Regions from separate parts of the Homo sapiens genome. Here all the other regions are linked to region 2. The links are chromatin loops, found by intact Hi-C in ENCODE. Cell type or tissue: ovary. All regions are shown on one strand.

The links. Hi-C counts contacts between places; a loop is a spot of excess contacts. Peaks named below come from ENCODE experiments on the same cell type or tissue, not always from the same donor. Only the 100,000 strongest peaks of a DNase experiment are listed, where the experiment ranks them.
Region 1: a loop joins it to region 2, with 2.1 times the contacts of the local background. A loop is called at or near these places in 4 of 110 quality-filtered maps.
Region 3: it touches region 2 in a loop (1.9-fold over the local background); 20 of 110 quality-filtered maps call a loop at or near these places.

The regions. Positions count from the first base shown.
Region 1 is chr9:133,505,267-133,513,266 of GRCh38, forward strand. No RefSeq gene overlaps it. Among named protein-coding and RNA genes, the nearest start is that of MYMK, 16 kb to the right of the region's middle. RefSeq lists enhancers at 3,716-4,435, 7,372-8,000. In ovary, a CTCF peak has its summit at 1,571; DNase peaks (open chromatin) are centred at 825, 1,575 and 4,135; H3K27ac peaks cover 2,291 bases.
Region 2 is chr9:133,710,894-133,718,893 of GRCh38, forward strand. SARDH (sarcosine dehydrogenase) reads right to left here. Exons shown (of 21, transcript NM_001134707.2): 8 at 6,433-6,562; 9 at 2,145-2,231; 10 at 1,726-1,816. Among named protein-coding and RNA genes, the nearest start is that of SARDH, 23 kb to the right of the region's middle. RefSeq lists enhancers at 490-1,193, 4,710-5,413, 5,414-6,115. In ovary, no CTCF peak of the experiment used is centred here; DNase peaks (open chromatin) are centred at 4,118, 4,628, 5,348, 5,878 and 9 weaker places; H3K27ac peaks cover 1,920 bases.
Region 3 is chr9:133,577,571-133,585,570 of GRCh38, forward strand. It overlaps FAM163B (family with sequence similarity 163 member B), which reads right to left. Exons shown (of 3, transcript NM_001080515.3): 2 at 2,561-2,676; 3 at 1-1,859. The coding sequence starts at 2,653. The coding sequence ends at 1,452. LOC124902296 (a long non-coding RNA gene) reads left to right here and starts at 1,868. Exons shown (of 2, transcript XR_007061833.1): 1 at 1,868-2,270; 2 at 4,215-4,769. RefSeq lists an enhancer at 40-655. In ovary, no CTCF peak of the experiment used is centred here; a DNase peak (open chromatin) is centred at 4,241; H3K27ac peaks cover 4,476 bases.

The DNA.
Region 1 (8,000 bases), 210 kb before region 2:
TGTTTTCTGATTCATGTACTTGTTACTTGCTGGGTGCTGTCTGTGGGATCAGTCAGGCACTTGGCTGCCTAGAATTCTGTCCCACTGCACTGTGATGAGCCCAACAGCCAAGATCCCTGCGAGCTCACAGCTCAGGAGGCGGTGCCTAGGGGCTTCGCTGGTCCACAGTGAAGACCTCTGTTGGGCCATCCAGTGGCAGAACAGGGCAGGACAAAGGAGGCCGTGAGTGCAGTGTACAGCACACAGGACTCAGAGACCCCAAACTTGGGGCCGTGTCCTGGCTCTGTCAGTGTGAGGTCTCACCCATGCAGACACTCCGTGGATCCTTGGTTTTCCAGCTGGTGAGATGGGGAAGCCAAGATGACTAAGATGCATGGTGATGAGGAAGTGGTCCCAGGTGCGAGAGCCTGGTCCAGGCCTAAAGACCGTCACGGGAGTGATCTCGACAACTGGTAGGGCGAAGGCACCATGGGACCCAGCATAGAAGAGCAGGTGTCTGCAGGAGGGACAAGTGGAGCTCTGGGGCCTCTTAGGCTGCCTTCTGTGCTGACATCTTTGGTTCTGCCATTGTGGTTTCTGGAATGGGCTGGCAGGCCAGGGGCCAGAGAACGCCCCAGTTTCCTCTGCCCCTCCTCTCCTACCTCTGGAAGGCTCAGGCAGCCAGGGCCGGTGGTCTGAGGCTGCAGCTTCCCGGAGCTCCAAGCCAGCAGCAGACGCTTATCAGCCTGCTGTGGTGCGGGGGCCGAACTCTGCCCAAACGTCTTCCAGATGTGGCCGCAGCTACTCGATAGCCTGGCTCCAGCCGGGGCTCTAGGCCAGCAGGCTCCCGTTAGCCTAGCTGTTAGGAAAACAAAACCCAATGAAGGCCCAAGGGACCCAGCTTCTCGGAAGGGAAGGGAGTGATTGGGCAGAAGCCCTGGCCAGGCCCGGCCACTGGCCCTAAGCTTGGGGTGGTCATGGCCGTCTGCTGGCTCCTCTGGGCTCCTCCTGGGGTGAGCCTGGGCCCCCTGGCTAAAGGGGTTCCCCTGTGTGCAGGATGCAGCTTTTGTCTCTTTTGCTTCTCCACAGTGTGTGCGGGTGGGGGGCGTGGGGTCATGTCCCTATCACCGTAGACAGGATGGCAGCTTGACAACATGGTGCAGTTTGCCGATGAGCCTGAGGGGCCGGTGCACCTCTGCTGCCTTCCTGGCCCAGGGCGGGACTGAACCCAGGCCAGGTTCTCAGTGGGGGGGTGGGTGGGGCTGGGTCCGATGGCCCCGGCAGGATAAGCAGGTGTCACTGCTGGAAGTTTTGGGGACTGAAGGGCCTTACCCAAGGACACACAGCCCCAGGGTGGGTACTCCAGAGCCAGTTCCTTTCTGGCTCATGGCCTGCTCCCGCCTGCGGCCGGTGTGCAGGTCAGCGGGGTCAAGGCTGTCTTCTGTGGTCACTGACTAACTGTTTTTTGCATGTGGACTCGTCAGGGAGGCATAAACCTGCCCTTGCCAAGACAGATATGGAAAAATCCACTCATCCATTCATTTGACAAATATTTGTTAAGTGCCTGCCTACGGCCCGCCAGGCGGAGCGCGGGAACGCGATGCTGATTTAGACACTCCCAGCCTGGGTCGAGCTTCCAGGCTTCATGGGACCACATCCGCCCCTGGCCTGCTGGGCATGGTCTTGGCCTGTGTGATGCAGGCTGGGCCCTGAGCGACGGCTCTCCCGCCACCTCCGTCGTACAAAGGCTGCAGGGGAACGAATGACTAGGTAACTGGGGGTGACCTTGACTCTGTGTGGCTTTAAGACACAAGCCAGCTGTCCAAAAGCTTTGAGCTATGATTGCTGGCAACAATTTGCCTCAATACCCCTCCCAGACCAGGGCAGCTCCCCGCAGGCTGGGGGCCATGGCTGAGAACTGCTGGAGGGACACACGTCCCAGGCACCACCAGTCACCGATGACTGGGCTTTGCACCACTGGAAAACCAGCTGGGGGACTGGTGGGCCCCCAGTGAGCCCTGCTGATGCCACCTTCGCTCTCCCAGCGCCTCCCTCCTCCCCACACTCCTGCCTGGTGGACTTGGCTCCCTCCCGATGGGCAGCAGCCTTCCTGGTCTCTTTCTGCCACTGCCCACCTCTTCATGGAAGCCAGACCCACTGTCAGGCTCCCCCACCTAAAACCCTCACATCCTTAGAACCTGCCCACTGACGCCCACCTTGTGCAGTTCCCAGACAAACCCTGTTAGATCTTTCTCCCTCTCCCTGGGCCACTGGCCCCTTCTCCTTCGGGTCTCCCAGCAGCGCCCGCACTGGGCAGCCTTTCTGACCCAGCGCCTCACTCCCCCAATCCCCCGCGATGGCTCAGTTCTGGGTCTGCCTCCCCCATCAGTCTGTGCACCATCGGAAGGCAGAGCCCAGGTCTGCTGGACTTGTGTGACTCCTTGGGGTTGGGAAAGCTGTGCGGCACATGGAGACACTCAGGAAGGGGCGACGTTTAAACTGGGCCCTGGGACCGAGCCCCCTGTTTCCTGCTGTTTCAGGTCAAGCGTTGGGGCGGCACAGCAAGACCAGGGCAGAGCTGGTGATATGACACAGGGCACGATTCACCCGAGATGGTTGGAGGGGAAGGGTCACCCGTCAGTACTTTCACACGCAAGGCCACGCCACGAGGCCAGCCTGTGTCTGCCTCCCAAGTCCTGCTCATGGGCTCAGTCGGCCACAAATCCTCCCCCTTGAGGGAGGGCAGGAGAAAAGCCCAGCAAAGCCACATTTTTCCTCCACCTTTGGCCACAGGTGACCATGAACACAGGACAGACACACCCCAGACTCAGTCTGTCTCCCTGTCCTGGGACAGAAGCCGGCAATGGACACACAGTCTCCTGCTGGCACCGTTCTCTCCACGTGGGCAGTGGTGGCTTTCTTGCTGCCCCAGTGGGAAGGGTGCAGCAGGTCTGGGGAGGTGCAGGGCACAGGGGCATGGCCAGACTCAGAACCATGGAATGACAAAGCCATCATAGACACGGCCCGAGGGTCGGGCATCTGCAGGCTCGCACGGTTCAGTCCACTTTGCTTTTCTAGCTTCAGTCTCCAACCTGCCTCTTCCAGGCAGCCTTCCTTCCTTACTTTCTTCATCCATAATTCTTGGGCACTTGGTATGAAGCAATTTGTTTCCTTGGCAAATGTGGGTATTTGGTTCCTTAACTGCAGTGAATACTCCCTGATGGTAAGGATAGAGACCCCTCTTAAATTCTAGAGATTTGGTTGGGCACGGTGGCTCACACCTGTAATCCCAGCACTTTGGGAGGCTGAGGCTGGTGGATCATGAGATCAGGAGTTCGAGACCAGCCAACATAGTGAAACCCCGTCTTTACTAAAAATACAAAAATTAGCCGGGCATGGTGGCGCACACCTGTAGTCCCACCTACTTGAGAGGCTGAGGCAGGAGAATCACTTGAACCTGGGAGGCAGAGGTTGTGGTGGAGCCGAGACTGCGCCACTGCACTCCAGCCTGGGCAACAGAGTGAGACTCAGTCTCAAAAAAAAAAAAAAAAAAATTCTAGAGATTCATTGTTTTGCCCTTGACCAATAATAATGAAAATAATAATGATTGCCATTAAAAGAAGTATTTTAAAAAATACTGTGCTGGATGCTTTATAATAAATGTGTCATTTAATCTTAACAACATCCATATGAGGCAGGCACTATTATAAAAGGGGAAACCAAGGCCAAGAGAATGCAGGGAACTTGCCTGAGCTCATAGAGGGAGAGCTGGGGTCCTGACCCCCACCTGCCCCATCTGCTTCCTGCCTCTTCTGCCTTTTAAACTCCCTGACACCTTTCCAGCCAGCCAGCCTCTGACTTAATTTACTCAAAGGGGCCCGCGTGGTCGGCGGGGTGAGGCTGCTGTTCCCATTCACAGGTGGGGAATCTGGATGCAGAGATGGGCAGAAATGGCCCCAAGGTCACCTGGCCATGGAGAGGTGGCCTGGCAGGGGGCCCCAGGGCTGCAAGCACTCTCTGCTGCCTCTAACCACCTTAGGCAGCTTGCTTTGGTAACAAGCTAACCGGCAAAGAGATTTACACCCCGGGGCTTCCTGCCGACTCTGCAGAAACATCCCTTGCCCACCCCTCCTCCACATCCTCCTAGCCAAGCCCCTGCGGCTGAGACCAGGGTGAATTCCTTTCCCGGCGTCCAGCGTGCTTGCCCTAACTACAATCCCAGCCCCGAGAGCGGGACAGTCTATGAAGTAGATGGGGAGCTGTAAAGCCTTTTTAAAAGGGGCAATAAAAGTTTTGGGTTTCAGATCGTCTTACTGGAGAAGAGAATAACAGAGACAGGAAATTTCAGTAGCAGACACGACAAAGGCCACAGCACACAGACTGCCCTTAGACAAAAACGCCTCCGCTTGTGCAAACAGAGGACGGCCTGGCAGGGGGCACTGCCCCGTGCCATGCCAGCCTCACACGAGCTGCCGGGAGCTGGAGGTGGCTGCTACAATAGCCTGTTTTGTTTACATTGCTGTTGAGTGTTTAGAATACGTCTCCGCGTTGGTGCTGCCTGAGGTGTGCAGCACTCTCCCCTGAGCTGGGCTCCTGCTATGTGTGCCAGGAGGGGGTGTGGTGTGTGCCCCAGCACGGGGCACAGGCGTGGGCAGGTCGGGGCCGGAGTGTGGGGCTGGGGCGTGGCTGACCCTGGCACTGGGATGGGTGGGGCCCAGGCTGCTTCTGCTCCCAGGCTCGGGGAGGCTGTTGCTGGGTGTGTGCCCACCCATCCCCCCAGAGTGGGAAATGATCCAGCTGTGGGAGCACATGGTCATTCAGTCACCAAGAGTCCTCAGAGCTGTCCCATCCCTTTTGTTTCCAGCAGATGCACCGTCCTATGCAGTAACCACCAGCCACATGGACAGGGCTGCCTGATCAAACAGAACACTCTGGGATAAACTCGATTTCAGATACACGATGAATCATTTTTTGGTATAGGCGTGTCTCACGCAAGTGTCTCTCCAATAGCTCCCGGGGCACGCTTATGCTGCATGATCGTCTGCTATAGATCTGAAATTGAAACGCAACTGGGCGTCCTGTATTTCATCGGCAACGCCACCCATGTGACTTTTTTTTTGGTATTTTTAGTAGAGACGGGGTTTCACCGTGTTAGCCAGGATGGTCTTGATCTCCTGACCTCGTGATCCGCGCACCTCGGCCTCCCAAAGTGCTTGGATTACAGGCGTGAACCTCCGCACCTGGCCGGACCCATGTGACTATTCGAACTTAAATTATTTAAAATGAGGATAACATTTAAAGATCCAGGTTTGGGGTTGTACCAGCTACGTTGCAGATGCCCAGGCACCAGGCGTGTTGGGCAGCCCAGAGCATCCCCACTGCTAAAGCAAGTCCTCTTGGCCAGTGCTAGCTGGGGACTCCTAGTGACATCTAGAACTACTTTTCCAAGAACTGAACTCACAGTCCCCAGGTCTCCCGATCAGGGCTGGGGAGAGGGAGTTCTGGCTGGGGCGGCCTTGGAGGCCCTTTCTCAGATTCCAGGGACACGACGCCCTCGGGGCTGGCAGACATAGGGATTCAGAGGTGTTTGCATCTGCAGGCCATAATGTTTCTTTCTTGTTAACTTGCAGCGTTGGGGTGACCATTCTGGGTGTCAAGGGAGCAGGGTGGCCCCTCCCGGGTGCTCCCTACCTGGCTCCCTGGTCAGAGCCCCCAAGATGTCAAAGTGGGCCGTGGTGCCTGAGGCCATGGGAGGGAGACACAGCTGGGGGGACTGGCAAGACCCTGGCACCGTCTCCCACCCAGCAGCCACTGTCCCGAGCTGTCTGACGTCCCTGGCCCTCGGAGTCCTTATTGGCAAAGTGGGCTCAGGACTGTGTCCTGGGGCCCCCGAGGGGTCGCCTGTGAAGGGGAGGGGCCTGCCCCTGTCGGGAGGGTCGAGGCTGGGCCTGGAGCCCGGGATCCTGCAGTGGTGGGCAGGGACTGAGGGCTGGAGCGCGCCTCCTAATTGTCCGTGACTTACAGACTTGGCCAGGCTCTGGGCGGCCTTCGTAAATCGCTGCAGTGAGGAGCCTGCCAGTGTGGCCCTTCGCGCTTGGCAGGGCCCTCGTCGCCGCCCTGCTCGGAGTGGCCTGCCGCCTCCAACTTTCCATGTGCTGCTGCTGCGAAGCGGGAAAGGGGGGTGCTGGCTGCTTGCTGTGGTGGGGAGGGAGGTGGGGCGGCCACCGTGCAGGTGCCTGCTTCTGCAGGGATGTCCAGGGCTCTCCAGCTACGGGGTCCCCAGAGCCTGTCCCCTACAAAGCCTGGTGTGAGGCTTATGTGGTCTCCACACGGGGCCAGAGGGGAAGACGCTGATTCAAGGACACCCCGTCTTTTCACAGTGCATGTAGCGTGTGTGGGTGTGTGGTGTATGAAGTGTGTACATGTGTGCACGTGCGTGTGTGTATGTGTGGTGTGTATGTGTAGTTTATGGAGGGTGTATGTGTGTGCACATGCGTGTGTGTATGTGTGGTGTATGGAGTGTGTATATATGTGCACGTGTGTATGTGTGGTGTATGGCATGTGTACATGTGTGCACGTGTATGTGTGGTGTGTGTGTGGTGTATGGAGTGTGCATATGTGTGCACATATGTGTGTGTATGTGTGGTGTATGGAGTGTGTACATTTGTGCACGTGTGTGTGGTGTGTGTGGTGTATGGAGTGTGTATATGTGTGCACATGTGTATGTGTGGTCTATGGAGCGTGTACGTGTGTGCATGTGCATGTGTGTATGTGTGGTGTGTGGTGTATGGAGTGTGTATATATGTGCACGTGTGTGTATGTGATGTATGGAGTGTGTACATGCATGCATGTGCATGTATGTGTGGTGTATGGAGTGTGTATATGTGTGCACGTGCATGTGTGTATGTGTGGTGTATGGAGTGTTTATATGTGTGCACGTGCATGTGTGTATGTGTGGTTTATGGAGTGTGTATGTGTGTGCATGCATGTGTACGTATGTGTGGTGTGTGTGGTGTATGGAATGTATACATGTGTGCACGTGCATGTATGTGTGGTGTGTTTATGGTGTATGGAGTGCATACATGTGTGCACATGTGTGTATGTGTGGTGTGTGGTGTATGCAGTGTGTACATGTGTGCACGTGTGTGTAGGTGTGTGTGGTGTATGGAGTGCGTACATGTGTGCACGTGCATGTGTGGTGTGTGTATGTATGGAGTGCATACATGGGTGCACTTGCGTGTATGTGTAGTGTGTGTGGTGTATGCAGTGTGCACATGTGTGTACGTGTGGTGTGTGGAGTGCGTGCATGTGTGCACATGCGTGTATGTGTGGTGTATGGAGTGCGTACATGTGTGCACATGTGTGTATGTGTGGTGTGTGGTGTATGGAGTGTGTACATGTGTGCACGTGCATGTGTGTATGTGTGGTGTGTGTGCAGGCATGTGTGCACCTCCTCAGGTGGACTGGAAGCGTACAGAGGCAGTGCCATGCCTGTCCCTCAACCCCAGGTCAGGGCTTAGAAGTTGGGTGTCTTCAGCCCTATGATGGGGACACGTAGGACATGTTCCAGTTCCCCTGCTGGGTGGATGGGCTTGGAGCCCTGGATGCTGGAGCCTTGGCTTGCTCATACCCTGAGAGCTGGGGAGAGGGCGCCAGCCTTGGGCTGCTCTGCATTCAAAGACTCCGGGGCCAGGAAAGGGCTGAGCTTGGCTGTCCTCTATGCCTGCCCTTCAAGGCCAGGAGGGACGCCAGGTGAGGAAGGGGCAGGCCAGGGCCCCTGAGACTTGGGGGATGCCAGGCCATCAGGGAGGGCAGCAGATGGGGCCACCAGGCCAGGGTGTCAGAGCGACCGTATGGGGGAGGGGCCTAGAGGGCCACCCTGTCCCCAGCCCAGGAGCGGAGCCAGCTATCTCCCAGCCCTGGAGGCAACAGGGGGTGACTCTAGGACAAATAACCGCCCTCTTTCCATGGGCAGTGGACCTGGGCAACCACTCCCAAGCCGGTGGCACCGTCTGGAAACA
Region 2 (8,000 bases):
GCTGCTTGGCAGGGGTCTGGGACCAACAGGGTGGGTGCTCCTCCTGCTGCTGTACTCCAGGGTGGGTGCTCCTCCTCCTGCTGTACTCCAGCTCTCAGGGGCTCCCCACCTGTGCCCTTGGCTCCCAGCCCCAGAGCAGCCCATGGCACACTCCCGCCAAAGTCCCAGTGATGGAAGGAAGACAGCTGACCGAGGGAGGCCCAGGCCTGCCCCCAACTTGCCAGGGGTCGCCTCAGGGCCTCTGCCAGCCCATGAGCAAACATCCTGTCTGCTGAGTGCGGGACTAGGCCCCAGGTCAGGAGCTGGGCAGGCTGGGCAGCTCCATTTTGCAGCCGAGGATACAGAGGCACAGAGAGGCCACACAGAACCCTGGTTGGTGGGTTCCAGAGCTGGAATCCCCAAGGGAGGCCAGGGCATGAAGACTGTCCCTCCTGGGGAGGGAGCTGGGTCCCTACCTGGCTCTGGTTCAAAAGCCGGGTGACTTCAGGCAAGTCACCTCCATTTTGCTGTTTGCAGCAGGAGGGGCCTGAATTGGCCCTTCCTTGAAGTCCTTTACAGTTTTATCATTTCCGGGACATTCCTCGCTTGGGAGAGTGCAGGGGCGCAGGCCCAGACGGGCTCTGAGTCAGCCAGAGGAGGCTTCACTGTGTCGGGTGCCATGGAGGGGTGGCAGCTGGGGGGCCTCAGTGTCACTGTCTCCGTGGGGTCAGACATTCTTCTCCACAGTGGGCGTAATGTCCTCATCAGGCCAGGAAAGGACTAGGTCAGCAGAGGCGAGGGGCGCACCGAGCTGAGCCAGGCCTTCTCCCTCCGGAGCCCACCCACCTACTGCCTCCCCAGGGAGGCTGTCCACCAGCAGCAGCAGCCGGGAGCAGAGTGGGCTGGAGAGACCCGGAGGCCGGGCTCCCTCCAAGCCGTCCTGCCTCGACAGCCACCCCACAACGCACGGGGAGTGGCCCGGGCCACAGGCCCTGCTGTGTGGGTCGGAGAGGCCACCGCCATGAGGACGAGACACAGGAGGAGCCTCCCCCCTTGCCGGGGAGCGCCTGCACCACTGTCCTGTGCTCTGCAAGAGATGGCCCTGACTGGCAGAAGGCCATCGGGATAGGCTGCCGTCACCGGCTCTGGCCACCAGCACCCCAGTCCATGCCTCGGCTGGGGATGACTTAGCGTTTCCATGTGCAGACCCCATGCTGGGTGCCTCACCAGTACAAATGCCCTCCCTGCTCCCAGAACCTCCACAGCCCCTCCCCATCACCCTGCATTAGAGACGAGGAAGTGGCTTGCACTGGGTCTCATTCCTGGCCGCTTTGTCAGTGTACGATTGAACGGGACAGCCGGGGCTGCCTGGCTGCAAGCCGCGGCATACACACTCAGCACAGTTTTCCCAGCTCAGCCCCGCTCCCTCCTGCCCCCAGGCCTCAGTCTCCCCATCTGTGAGGTGGGGTGATGCCATCCCACTGATGACTCCAGAGCTGTCCAGGGGCTCAGGCAGGACCCTGGGACAAGAGATCTTCAAAGCTGTAAAGGGGCGTGGACCTGCCCCCCAGCCACCCCCTCAGCACTGCCCACCTTCTGCTGGTGGCCTTCCTCCCTCACTGCTGCCCCTTCCAGGAAGCCACCTGGATTTCAGGCAAGGCTCCTTTCTCAGTAGCCCTCGCTGTTTACCCCACGCCACCTGTCCTGAGTGGCGGGCCCTGCCCTTAGGTCCCAATGGGCACTTACCTGATGTCATAGCCATGCATGTCCTTCTCCGGGCGCCCATGGATGATCCAGTGGGCCAGCTCCTGCCCACAGCCACCACCCAGCATCATTCCTGGCAGGAAGAGAAGCGCAGGGCTGCGGTCTGCCCCCCAGGGTCCCCCACCCATGTCCAAACATGTGCCCCCATCTCCACGGACAGCACAGACACTCCAAGCTCTGCTCTCACACCTGGGGTGCTGCACGCCTCCTGATTGGACTGCTGCTGGACTGGACCCTGGCACAGGTGCACTCTCTGGGAAGCAGAAGGGGCTGGACTCCCCAGCCTCTCCTGTCCCCACCACTGTCGGGGGCCACGGTGCTCCTGCGCCCGCCTCCCCCAGAGCTCTGGGAATGACAGGACCTCCCTCTTGGGGGCCAGGAGGGCTGCTGCCCGGACTCACCTGCGCTGTTGAAGCCACAGCCCAGGAAGAACCCTCGGAGCTCAGGTGCCTCCCCCATCAGGGGCTTGTGGTCGGGCGTGAAGGATTCTGAAAGAAGGAGAGAGAGGCCTGGAGTCCCTTTTGCAGTGCACATACTCTTGGGGTGAGGTCTTCCAAGAGAGCAGTGATCAGGCAGGGTCTGCAGGGGCCCCTCCACCCAACCCCCTCCCTCCTCTAGGCCCTGCTCAGCGCCACTTCCTCATGGGGGCCTCCCCGCTGGCTCCTGCCCGTGCTCTCTGAGCCCCTCCACGTGTGCTGCCAGAACCAGCTGACGGCGACCTGGCTGGGTTCTGCCTGGTGGGGTCCCGCTGTCTTGTGGCCGTTGTCCTGCCGACAAGGAGCCCTTCTCTGACCCTGGAGACCATGCTGCGGCTCCCCCAGTGCACCAGCGTCCTGCTGTGTCCCTGCCAGAGACTTGTCACTCCTGCCCACTGGACCTTGAGAGGGCAGAGACCAGTTTTCTCACTCCACTTCCCCCCGCCCAGCACAGGGTCAGAGCCCAGCAAGTGCAGGTGCTTGATAAATGTCTGTTGAGCCAACAAAGGCTCCCAACTTCTGCGGGGGAGGAGACCAATGTCCCACTCCGGCGGCCACAGCTGAGCCTCAGACAGAGGCCAGGACACGGTGGGAGGGGAACCCTGGCTCTCTGTGGCCACAGTCCTGGATTCAAAACCTGCTTCACCCCTTCCTAGCTGTGTGGCATTGGGCGAGTCACTTCGCCTCTCTGAGCAAGGCTTAGCGTCCTAGTCTATAAAACTGGGATAGCAGAACCTCCACAGAGCTGTGCGCTCGCCAGCCTACAGACGTTCATGTCCTGGGCTTGGCCCTGGGAGGCAGCGCTGAGCAGGACATGTCCCAGCCCTCGAGGAGCTGACGGAGGGAGGGAGCAAATACTTAAATAAGCAAAAAACAGACGGTCTCGTAAAGAAAATACGATGAACTGAGGGCCACGCGTCACTGAGGTGCCAGCTGCTACTGTTGGCACCCCAGCACCACACCATGTTAGACTCTAGATGAGGAAGCGGCCGGCCCTGGTCTGAGGGACCCCAGGGCACTTCGTTCGTGAACGATGATACGGGGATGGCTCCAAGTCTGGGGGGTCATCCTCTGCATGCAGATCAGGAGCAAGTGCCGTCCCGCTCCCTGGAGAGCAATCAGGGCCCCCACGCTAGGAGCTGAGGGGGCAGAGAGCCACGGGGAGCCTGGGCTAAGAGCCTGGCCAGGAGAGGCAGGGCTCCTTGAGGGGCAGAAGGTGGCAGGGCCACTGCAGGGGAGGGTGGAGGAGGCAGGCTAGAGGGGCAGGGCCCTACGTGGAGGGCCTGGGTTATCAGGGCAGAGGGCAGAGGCCGGAGCAGCCATCTGGGTGAGAGACAAGGAAGGCTCCAGAGAAGGTGACGATGGGGCAGAAAGAGTGAGCTGAGGCCGGGTGCAGTGGCTCACGCCTGTAATCCCAGTACTTTGGGAGGCCAAGGCAGGCGGATGTCTGGAGCCCAGGAGCTCAGGACCAGCCTGAGCAACATAGCGAGACGGCATCTCTACAAAAAAATCAAAAAATTAGCCGGATGTGGTGGAGCGAGCCTGTAGTTCCAGCTACTCAGGAGGCGGAGAAGGGAGGATGGCTTGAGCCCAGGAGGTAGAGGCTGCAGGGAGCCAAAATCGCACCACTGCTCTGCAGCCTGGGCAACACAGCAAGACCTTTAAAAAAGGGGGGATTGGGGAGGTAACCTGGGCTGGGTTTGGGGATGGCCCAGGGAGCACCTTGGGAGGGCTGGAACTATTTCTAGGCCCAGGGAGGGCAGGAAAGAAGCTCTGAACAACCTCACAGGGAATCTGCGGGGAGCGCTATCAAGAGCTAGCGGAGGGGCAGCTGCAGGGAACAAGGGTCTCTTGGATGTTTCACAAATGACTCATGCGGGTTGAGTAACCCGAGGACACATGGGACCTCCAGGCAACATGGCCAGGGGCCAGGCCTGCGGCTCCCACCCTGACCTTGGTGAGCTCCACCATCCTGGAATGAGAGCTCTGCCTGCCCTCCCAGGCGCTCCCTAAGTCACGGGGGCCTGGGACTTCCCTGCTCTTTCCTGGAGGCCAAAGGCCATTGGCCGTGCCTGGCAAGGAGAAATGCTGATTCCCCACCAGTCTCCCATCCAGCCGACAGACCAGATCCAAGATGTCCTTGCCTGCACATCTTCCCCAAAATAGGGCTTCGTGGGGAGTACCGGCTCCCCAGGCTAATTAAAACGAGAGGAAGAGAAAGATAGAGAGAGACAGAGAGACGCCTGGGGTTATCTGTGCCCCTGGGATTCTTCCGGGCCTGTGTTTCTCGCTGCCAGACCCACGCAAGCTGCGGGGTGGGGGCAGTGAGTCACGGCTGTGTGCTCCTACCCTGCACGCTGCCCCGGCCCCTGGGGCTCTATCTGCTTCTCCCCGGGGCTGCACTTCACTCCAAAGGCTCCCATAGGAGTCGAATTCATTCAAGTAGCCCCTGCTGACGGCTGAGCAGATGCTGAGCGTGCCAGGACAGAGGGGGCTGGACTCCTCGGTGGCCACAGCCCTTCTGTGTCGGGACTCTTCCCTGTCTTTAGGGCCCTCATCCGCTCCCTGCATGGCCCGTGGAAGTCCCTGGGCTCCCCGCTTTGTGCCGCCCACCTCTACTCAAATGCTCTCTACAGCTGCTGGGCCTGGCCTATGCCCTGCACCGCCCCTGTGGCTTCTGGTCCCTAGGCCACCCTGCCGAGTCAGTGCTCCGTCACCATCTCACAGATGCACCTACTCCAGAGGGCACCCATTCCAGTGCCCTTCACTAAAGGCACAGAGGGACTCACCAGGCTTCTGACACGAAGTTTCCCTGGGGGCAACACTGTGTCTTCCTGAACCTCTCTCCCAGCCCTGAAGCGGGGCCAGAGCTCCCCCTACCAGGAAGCAGTGGGGAACACCATGTGATTCTGCTGGAACCCCAATGTGGGGGATTGTCTGTGCCCACCTGGTGCTCCCCTGCTCAGATCACGTATCCGCGGCAGGCCCAGCGCTGACTCGCCCTCCAGGGCCGGGCTAGGCTGCCCCTCCTCCTGGCCGCCCGTCTGTGTCCTCAGGCTGTGGCCACCCAGTCACCCCATGCCTCGTGTCAGAGCACCCACCCACGGGCTGTGATCAGTGACTTGCATTGGGTCTCCCCTGCCAGAAGGAGGGCGCTGGCCCTGAGCGTGCCTGCCTCCACCACCGACGAAGTGCCACTTAATGTAGAATGAATGCCCTCATGAAGGAATGCTGGTGCTCTGGGGTCACCGGTAGCTCCTGGGCTGCCCCACACTCAACTCAGGGACGTCTGGCTCAAAGTCCCGTGGTTATAAACACTGGGGTGCCAAGGTCAGCTGCAGCCCCTCCTGCTTCCCAGAGAGTGCACCTTTGCCAGGGCCCAGGCCAGCAGCCTCAGCCCCACACCCGCCCCCTGGGGCAGAGCCTTCCGGGCTCCCCAGGCCAGCAGCCTCAGCCCCACACCCGCCCCCTGGGGCAGAGCCTTCCAGGCTCCCCAGGCCAGTAGGGTGGGGTGGGGCTGAGCTGCGCTGTGGATGACCCACGTGGGGCATCTGGGAGCTGAGCCCACCTTTTTGCTCCAGCCTCTTCCAGCTAAGTTCTCCTGGGGCTAGCAAGGAGGGCCAGAGTTAGGGGAATCTTGACACAAGAACCTTCCCCCGCTGAGCTGGCCTCCAGGTGCAAGCCGCCAAGAACAGGAGGGAGGCCAGCAGCATGGGGTCCTGGCCAGGGCAGTGCTCTCTGGGAGCGGTGGGGGCTGGGGCTGGAGGCAGAACTGGGACTCACAGCTGTATAAGCCTCTCATCAGGGAAGGTCTCAGCCCTTCCATTCCTGGCTCAGCCTCACAGGGTGCTGGGATGTGGCCCGCTATTCCCATTTTACAGATGAAAACACAGAATTCCAGGGACAAGTCAAGTCTAGGGATGAAGAAGCCCAGGTGGGGAAGCCAGGACCAGCCACCCTTGAGGCAGGAGGAGGCCCTGGCCTCGTGCTTGGGGCAGATGATGGCCCTTGTGAAGCCCAGGCCTCTCGCCCGTAGAGGGGAATAAAGGCCACACCTAGTACCCAGGGCTGCTGGAGCCAAGCAGCGAGAGGGACCGGGGACAGCCCTGGGTCCCCTGTGTGACACAGGCTGGTCTCACGGGGCATCACTACTAACAGTCATCAGACCAAAGGACCCATGGACGCCCACCCCAGCTCCGAGGCTGTCACTCACCAGGGCCGCAGACCGTGGACTTGATTCCTGTCTTCTCCAGCACGGGGACCCTGTTGATGGCGCCTTCAATGTGCTGGGTGAACACCTCCCAGTCCAGGTCAAAGAGGCCGAAGGCAAACTTGTCTGACACCTGCCAAGGCAGGGCAGGGGAACATCTCCGTTGTCCCCAAGAAGGCCATGCATCCCCATGCCAAACCTGCCTTGTGATGGCTGCCAGGCCAGCCTCTGCTGAATCAGATGCATTAGAGGGCTGGTGGTCACCCACACGTCCCAGCCGTTTGTCTCCCCCACCCACCAACCCATCAGCAAGGTCTGTCTGCTCCCCCTCCCCACCCCAGCCCAGGCCTCCACCCACTCCCCTAGATCCCACCATGCCCCTTCCCTACTCACAAGCCTCCTCTGGCCCCCTGCAGCTCACGATGGCCCCAAAGCCCTGTATGGCATGTGCCAGCCTGCCTACCTCTACCACTGGGCCCGCCACCCTGACCTTCCTGCAGCTCTTTGGGAAGAGCAAGCTTGTGTGAGCTCAAGGCCTTCACCCCTCAATGGGGCAGTTCTTCACCCAGACCTGGCACGCTGGTTTGTTGTCGCGGTGCAGGGCTCTGCTTGGATGTCCCCTCCCTGAAAAACCCTGCCCTGACCACCCATCTAAAGGATATCCTTCTGCTCCAGTCTCTCTAGGCTGATCCTTAACCTGCTAATTTTATTCAGTGCGCGATCATCTTCCAGAATTTCATTCCTTGTTCATTTGTTTGTTTGTTTGTTTGTAACAGTCTCACTCTGTCACCCAGGCTGGAGTAAAGTGGTGCGATCTCGGCTCACTGCCACCTCCATCTCCCGGGTTCAAGTGATTCTCCTGCCTCAGCCTCCCAAGTAGCTGGGATTACAGGTGCCCGCCACCACACCTGGCTAATTTTTGTATTTTTAGTAGAGTTGGGATTTCACCATGTTGGCCAGGCTGGCCTCAAATTCCTGACCTCAGGTGGTCCGCCCACCTCAGCCTCCCAAAGTGCTGGGATTACAGGTGTGAGCCACCGTGCCCAGCCATTTGTTTGTTTATTGTATGTCTCTCCACCAAAATATAGGCACCCAGAGTCAGGGACTTTTATCTTAGTTTCCCTCTTTCTCCAGAAATTAAAGCAGTTTTTAGCCCAAAGTAGCCACTCAGTCGTTCCATGTGTGGACTAAATGCATATACACATAGAACAGGGCTGCAGGGCTGCCCTAACCCCAGAAGCTGCCCGGGAAACAGCCCAGGCCAGGGGAAATGCCGCTGCAGCAGCTGGTTGGGAGGGCAGTGTCATTTGCTGAAGGACGTAGGACTTGTGTGCTCTCATGCCCTTCTGAGGTCATCACTCCACACTGCGCAGACCTTCTCTGTGGATGTTTTGAGGCAAAGCCCTCCAGCTGCCCTGGGTCTGTATTTGACTGCCTGCCAGGACCGTCAGGGTAAGAGCAAGATGGCTTTGAGCTTGGTGGGGTCAGGGGACCGGCCACTTCTCAGGTGTGCCTCTGAGGAGCTTCAGGAGGATGGACTTCCTGAAAGAGGCCCTCTCCATGCTGAGATG
Region 3 (8,000 bases), 130 kb before region 2:
GTCACTGCCCGGCCAAGCCTTGTCTTTGAGGGCGGTGCCTTCCCTGGGCAGAGAGGGGCTGCCCCGGCCCTGGGGCTCCATGGCAGGGCACAAAAGGAGAGGCAGAGCCCCAGAGAGGGAAGGGGGCTCCTGGGGCCAGGCTGCTGAGAGGAAATAATTGCCTCTTTCTGGGTGAGGAAGAGCTGCCTTCCTGATGGCTGGTGTCCTGGGATGTGGGGCATTTCTCTGGGGTAGCCATTGACGTCATTTCCTTAGCAGCAGGAGAGCGGGTGAGAATTCCCAGGAGACCTCAGCCTGGGTGGGCGCTTGGTGGAAAGTGGGCTCAGATGAGGTCTTCAGATGGCAGCAGTAGGCTCTGGCTGCTTGGGGTCCACCAGGAGCTGGGCCAGGCCTCCTAGGTCCTGCTGAGAAGCAGGTAGGGGAGGTGACCTGCAACTCTGTCTCCCTTGGGGATCTCAGTTCCTGTTGAGACCCACAGCCTGAAGACCTCTGTCCTCAGGGTCTCTCCTCATCACACAAGATGGGGAGACTGAGGCCCAGGGGTGGGAAGGGCCAGCCAAGTCTCACGGGGAACTCGGGGGTTTTCAACCCCTGGGCCATGGCTCTGCCCCTGACGAGCCCCGGGCTGCCTCCGTTCACTGCCGCTTGCTGGCCCTGTTTCTGGCTGAGCACTGGGTCTATACATTTCCACGTTGCCTCTCCCACGGCAGGGGGACTGCGACATGGCCTCTCCCTCTCCCCGTGCCTCCCTCTGCCACCAAAAAGCTGGTCAGGGCGGAGCATCCCAAGGGCCCTGATGCCCCTGAAAGTCTCCCTTCTAGGGGGCAGCTGGTCCATCTTCAGGGAGCTCAGCACGTGTCTCAGCCTAGGCAGACACTTGGCCCTTGAACCCGGAAGAGTGTGTGTGTGAGAGAGAGGGAGAGACGGGTAGGGGAGAGAGAGGGAAAAATGGAGAGAAAGAGGCTGGAGTTCAAGGTGGAGGAGCAGAATCCTTGGTCTGCAATTGCCAGGGAGGGCCTTGCTGCAGGGCCCTGGGCCTCACTGAGGTCATCCCTTCCTTGAGCAGGTGAGAAGGGTGAGACCCAGGGAGGGGGTGACACATGGAGACCTCCTGGGAAGGCCAGGTTGTTGGGTCTGAGACAGAATCATCAGGAGTAACGGTGGCCTCTGTGCCTGAGAGCCCTGGTGCATGCCCAGCCGGCTGTATGGTCACCTGGTCCTTCTAGCCCCAGGCCCCAGCTGTGCCTCCCCCCAGGACACATTTGTGTTCAATGAGCCTTATCCCTGCCACGAGCCTGGGGGCTCCCCAAGCCTGGGCCTCCCCTGAGGACAGGGATTCCAGGAGGGCTCAGCCAAGCCCCACTTGGGGCCTGGGGCCAGGTGGGTGTGCCAAAGGAATCCCCCCATTGTCTCAGGACCTTCAAGGCCAGGATCCCGGGGGCGGGCCCAGGTCACACGTCGGTGCTGATGCTGCGGCTCCTGGCGAAGGCCTCCCGCATGGCTGAGAGGCGGTTGGGGTTGAGCGCCTGCAGGCCCCCGAAGCCCCCCGGGGGCAGCTCCACGTCCTCCTGGCTCACGCTCTTGTAGAGCACGCGCTCCCCGCCGTTCAGCACGTCCTCTTCCTCCTCCGGCGGCTCCTGCAGGAAGAAGGTGGGGGGCTCGCAGTGGGAGCAGCTGCGGCAGAGGGCGCGGGCCTGCGGGGACTTCTGGCTGAAGGAGGTGGAGGCGGTGGGGTAGAGCGCCGGCCCGTTGGTCAGCACCAGGTTGCGGTTGGAGTGCAGCGGGGGCAGGTGCGAGTGAACGGCGAAGTCTGGTTCCTCCTCGTCCTCCTCCGACTCGTCCTTCTTGCAGCAGTAGTACTGCGGGCAGAGGGACGGTGACCATGCGGCCGCCCGCTCCCACCCCAGAACCGACATGTGGGAAAGGCTACCCCTGACTGGGGAGGGGAGATAGGCACGGTGGGAGTGGGGTGGCCCAAGCCCAGGCCTGACACCTCAGCTGTTTAACCAGTGCTATGGGTCTCACTCAGGCCAGGCGCAGTGCTGAGCACTTCACAACGATCCACTCATCTCTTCCGCCCAGCAACGTGCAGGTGTGACTGTTATCTCCATTTTGCAGGTGGGGAGACTGAGGCGTGGAGGGGTTCGCAGCCCCACATCAGCAGAGCCGGGGGTCACAGGCACTGGCAGCTGTGTTGCCTCGCCCTGCCCCGATGGCTCCCCCTCATCTCTCAGGGAGACATGGAGACTCTGGATGGCCCTGGAGTGCAGGTGGGAAGGATTGCTCACTGTGACACTCCTTTTGGGCAGCTGGTGCCCTTGGCTAAGTCCCTTCCCGTCTCTGAGCCTCTTTATAAGCTCTGGGTGAGGGGAGTCAGGCGCATCTTACTGAGCCCCATGGTAGGGTCCTGCTGCCTTCTGCTGTGTGTCTTCTCTGCCACAGGGCTCTTCCCCACTTCCCGGGCCGTGACCCTTGTGACCTTCAGGCGGGGCTCCCTCCCGAGGTAGGGGCACCCTCTGGGCCTCCCTGCCCTGTCCCCTTCCCCGCCGCCCGGGAATACCTGGAGCCGGCAGTAGCACAGAACAGCGATGATGCAGAGCAAAATCACAGTCGCCAAGATGCCCCCGGTGATGACCACGGTCCCGGCTGTCATCCGCCCCCTTCTCCATCAACAGCCTGCAACACACGCCGCCAGCTTTAGAGCATCACGCTTCCTCACCACAAAAGTCACTCGTGCTATTCTAGAGAACTGAGAAGACAAGCTGAGGGGAAAAAAGCACCCCAGGATGTGCCTGTGAGAGGCAGGGGCTCTGCCGGGGACGGGGTGCAGCAGGAGCCCAGGTCCTGCTCTGCCTCAGCTGGCCTCTGTCCCTGCCCCTCTCCCAGCCTCAGCTTCCACATCCGTAGAAGGTGGATGCTAATAGCACAGGGTTTTGTGACACTTTTACAAGCGTGTCTCTCCATGCTTAGTGTAGCATGCTGTCAATGAATGGCGCCCTTCCAGCCTGGCTCTACAAGCTTGCACGTTTTTAAATTTACCCAAATGCAGTCAGGCCGAACATATGGTTTTGTAACCTGCTTCCCTGCATTTTCATCTCACACAGTCACCATTATTCTGCCATATCCTTAAATTTTCTTCTGCAACATAGTCTCTAACCCGATTCCATTGTTTCATGTAACTGACTCCTTTTCTTTAAAATGCTTAATTGTGGTAAAGCACACATAAAATGTACCATCTTCACCATTTGTACGTGTGCGGCTTAGTAGCATGAATTATATTTCACACTGTTGGGCAACTAATCTCCAGAATTTTTCATCTTGCAAAACTGAAAACCAATTCCTGCCTGACGTTTGGGCTTCTTACATTAAAGAAATATTTTTAGCAATGTTTTAATAAGCGTCTTTGTAGCTAAGTAATGGGAACCACCTGAACCTGCTTCAGTGGCTTTCAGGATACATTCTTAGAAGTGGGATTTCCAGGCCTAGGGACATGCCCTTTGCAAACTCCTTCTTGTGGAAAATGTCCATCAAACACAACGCAGGGAGGCTGGAGTGATGCTGTCAGTGGCTGCTGCATTCAGCTCATCCCTGTCCTGGGCTGTGCTGATAAACCAGCTCTCAAAGCACCCGGCTGGGAGCATTTGCTGATTTTTGTGGTGTAGATTTTCTTACCATGGCCAGTTTCAGTTCAAGCAAGGTTTGACAAGCGGCTTACAAAATTCCTAAATTCTTCACAATCACCTCTCACAGAGCAGTGGGAGCTGGCGCCACTTCCCTTCCTCAATTTCCCAAGCCTCATTTTTATTTTTTTTTCTTGCTGGGGTATGGGGTGGAGGAAGAGATTGGAGTATTTTAAAGGAAATCACAGAGCATATCACTTTACCCATAAATACTCCAGTGCAGCATCTGACGGAGGAGGATTTTAAAAAAATTACCCAGCCTACGTTTAGCTTTCTCCTGTCGTCTCTGAAATGCCTTTTTTACGGTTGGTTAGTTCAAATCAGGATGTACTTGCTTTTGGCTCCTTTTGCTCTAGAACAGCTCAAAACCCATTCACGCCCCGCACCCCCATGTTGTTTATTGGAGAAACTGGGTTGTTTATCTGACAGAATTTTCCAGGCACTGGAGCTGGCCGGGATTCCTCGCATGGCATTGAACATGCTCCTTTATCAGTGTTTCTCCTCTAAACTGGCTTCCTGTTGCATCACTCCCAGGGGCCTGGTGTCTGCTGTCCCCCTCATCTTGACGTCACAATCAGCTAATGACTGCAGCTGCTCTCGGCCAGTTCTTCCATTGCCAGATTCCGGGGGGTCTCCCAGCCCATTGCTGCAGCATCCTGTGCGTGACCTGGATCTGTTACTTCACTAGGAGTTACAAAGTAGTGACTTTCCAAATGTTATCCTTCTTTCCACGTTTATGAGCTCCAGTTCTTCTTGAAAAAGCTCTAAAGCACATGCCTTTATCATCTGTGTGGTTACCCTAGCATGCGGCCTGCAGAGGGAAGGCTCAGAGGTTCCATTCCTCCCTTTATCAGGGATCAGAATGAGCTGGTGCCCTGAGGTTTGTGGCTGTGTGTGTGCCGAGAGGACGGAGAACAGGCCAGCCCAGATCCACACCTCTCAGTGAACCAAAAGTGACCCTGCCCCCTTTGCAGGCCCCGCGTGCCTACTGGTCCCAGCCTGTTGTCTGCCCCAGCTTGCCTTTCTACGTGGAAACTTGCCCAGTGCAATCTCACTGATTTTTGAAAATATATTTGATGCGTTTCAGTCCACTGCAGTCATGATTCTTTTTGATGTTCAAATGATCCCACTAGGGAGCAAACCGAGGCCTGGAGAGAAATGACCCGCCCAGGCCCCAGCACCAGTAAGATGAGGGATCTGGGTCAGGTCAGGGCTGGATCCGCTGCTACCATCCACCTTGGGGCCCCTGCCACCCTACCCCGACTGCTGAACCCCATGTCTCCTCCACGTGAATGCCTTGAATGCCACAGCTCCTTTGGGGAAGCACACACTGTGCTGATAGCAGGTTTGGGGGTGCTGGCCCAGCCATGGCCCTCTTCTTTGTGCCCTGAGCCAAGAGGCTGGTGGCCACTTCTGAGCCCTCTGCTGCTGTCCTTTCGGCCACAGTTTATTGGGTTTGGGATGGACGTGCACCCCAGGCTGGGCCAGCCGGCCTCTCTCCTGGGAAATGGAATTAAGGCCTGAGACACTGGCCGGTCCCTGCTGGTCGCTTGACCTTGGGTAGAGACATGAGTGCTCAGGCTGTGGCCAGGCTGTAGCCACGGGTGGGGTTTTCAGCCACATGTTGGAGAGTCAGAAGGCGCTGGTCCCCGGAGGGAGCGAGGAAGGCCACAGCTGCCGGAGAGATTGCTGTTGTGGTCCTGACTCAGGTGCCGATCCCTCCCCGACACCTGCAGAGTGACTCCTGCTGTGTGTATGTCACCTACTGTGTGTATGTCACCTGGAGGGCATTTTTGCTATTTGCACCCAGGTAATTATGGCCCCACTTCATCAATGAGGGCACTCACACAGCTTGGGAGGGGTTGAGGGAGGTGGAGGCTCGTGCCCGAGTGTTGTCTGTGGTCATGCAGGGATTAAAATTCAGCACCACCCTCCACTACGGGCCATGGCTGAGGGCCCACTGCTAGGGCTTACTGATAGCAATGGGGGCCACTGCTTTCCCATAGGGAAGCATGGGCCTGGGTGGAGGGGCTCCCACTGCTGTCAGGCTGAGACTGCAGGGAGGATGGAGACTGTAGGTGGCCATGGCTGGGCTGAGGTGCTCCCTCAGGGACAGGTACTGGGGAGCCATACAGGACACCCAGGCTAAACCCCCAAGTGCCAGCCTGGCTTTGCCTCTGGTTAGCTGCAAGAATGGGCCTTCAGTGCCTCCATTCCTCTGCCTCAGTTCCCTCCTCTATAAAATGGGAGAACCCCAGGGGTTCTGTGGGACAGCAGCTGCACCATGCTCAGTGCTGTGCTGATGTTAGGACCGTGTCCCTCCCTGGGTCTGAGTCCTTCATCGGGTCCCTGAGGGAGCTGGCCCCGCTCGCCGCAAAGCTCTCTCTCAGGTCTGAGATGCAGCCGGTCCCTGGCTCCGCCTGGCTGCAGCTCCTCTGGGCCCAGGTCTCCTCCAGCGGAGAGCAGCCTGGCGGCGTGACGGGAAGGGTGCCGGCTCAGGCCAGGTGCCCAGGGCTGTCAGCAGCCACCCTCCAACACCCAGGCTGGTCCAGCTGGAGCCTCTCAGCCTCGCTCTGCAGATACACGCCTGCCGAGGAGCAGCAACGCCCGAGACGGCGCCAGGTCCCAGGGCCAGGCATGGCCGACAGACACACACTCCGCTGGCAGCTCCACCAGCGCCCAGCCTGACATCAGACCACAGTTCACTCCGAGCAGCTCCCAAAAACACGGCCTCCCTGGGCCTCCACCCTCCTGCCTCCCCTCTGCTCTAGCTGTGCCCCACCCTCTGGGATGCCCATCCCCCCCCCGGACCTACCACGCCATCAAAGCCCAGCACGTGCCCTCCTCTCCCAGGAAGCCTTCCTGAACTTTAATACACACCACAGAACTTCAAAACTTCAAACGCCAGAGCTGAGAGGGACCAGGTCCCACCCCTTCATTTAATGGGGGAAGAATATGGACCACCTGCTGCCCTCCCTGAGTGCTTACCTTCAGCCTCCTCCCTGGGGACCCCAGGACTCTACTCAGCTGTGGCCCAGGTGATACGAGTCTGCGGGGCCTCTGTCCTGCTCTACTCTTGCGGGTGACCTTGGGTCAGAGGCCTCTCCCTGGGTTCAGTTTTCTTATCTGTACAATGGGTGTGGCAGGGTTTAGACGCTGATTCCTCCCAACTCTGGGGGACTTGGATTTTTAATTGGTCCTGCCAGGAATCCAGATGATTTAGACACCCAACAAAGTCAGGATTATGAAAATGTAAACAAACATCAAGTGATAAGGCGAAAAAGCCAGATGACACCCTCCAAGGGTAGGCAGAGAACGGGAAGGGCTACAGACACTTTGGCTCCCAAGGATACTTGTGCTCTGAGAAAGCTGAGTGCCTGAGAGAACAGGGGAGGACTTGGCTGCTCAGGGTGGTAACGGATGGGGGAGGAACCGAGGGAAACTTCCTGGAGGAGGAAGCTTCTGAGCCGGGCTGTGAAGGATGGGCTGGGAGAAGAAGGAGAGGGCCTGTTGGTGCTGGGAACAGCACAGGCCAAGCCTCGGAGGCAGAGCCATGCGGGTCAGGCCCAGCAACAGCCTGGCAGAGGCTACTCTGCCGCCTGCTTGTGACTCGAGCCCCACCCCTCTTCCAGCTCCCTGAAGCCTCCGCACTGCCAGCCAAGGCAATTTGGCGAGAATAGCGCTGAATTGTTTATCTGCCCCCTGGGACCATAAATGGTTTTAAAGCTTTATAAATGGCTTTGCTTCCCTGTTCCCACCCCGGGTTTTTACAGGGACAGGTTGTGAGATGGGGCTCCCCTGTGCGTCCCCCACCCCAGTCCACAGAGTCTGTGGCAAGGGGGCCTGGGCGGGCAACAGTCCCCTTCTGAGGGCCCCATCTCGTCTCTGTAGCCGGCAGGGAGAGCCAGCTGCGTTTACAAGCTTCAGTTGTCTCCTGCGGCACCGGCACCGAGGAATGAATGGCGTGGAGCTGGGGGTGGGGCAGGAAACACCTGGCAGCAGAGCCAGACACGGGCCTCCACCTGCCTCCCCCGGGAGCCCCCTCCCCACACCCACCTTTCCCTGGCAGGAGACCCCCTGCTAACCACCATCTGGGCCACACGTCCCGTGCTGAATTTCAGACTCTGCTAGTTTTCTGTCCCTCTTGCCACATCCCCCTCACTTGCCGTAAAGCCCACGGGAACGGACCCCTCCAGAGCTTATTTATTTTGTGCCCCAGCCCCAGCCCCCGCCACTGCCTTGCATGGTACAGGGCCCAGGCGACGCTTAATGAAGGCTTCTGTCTGCCTCGTTCACCTGAGATGCCCAGCGCTCGTGGTA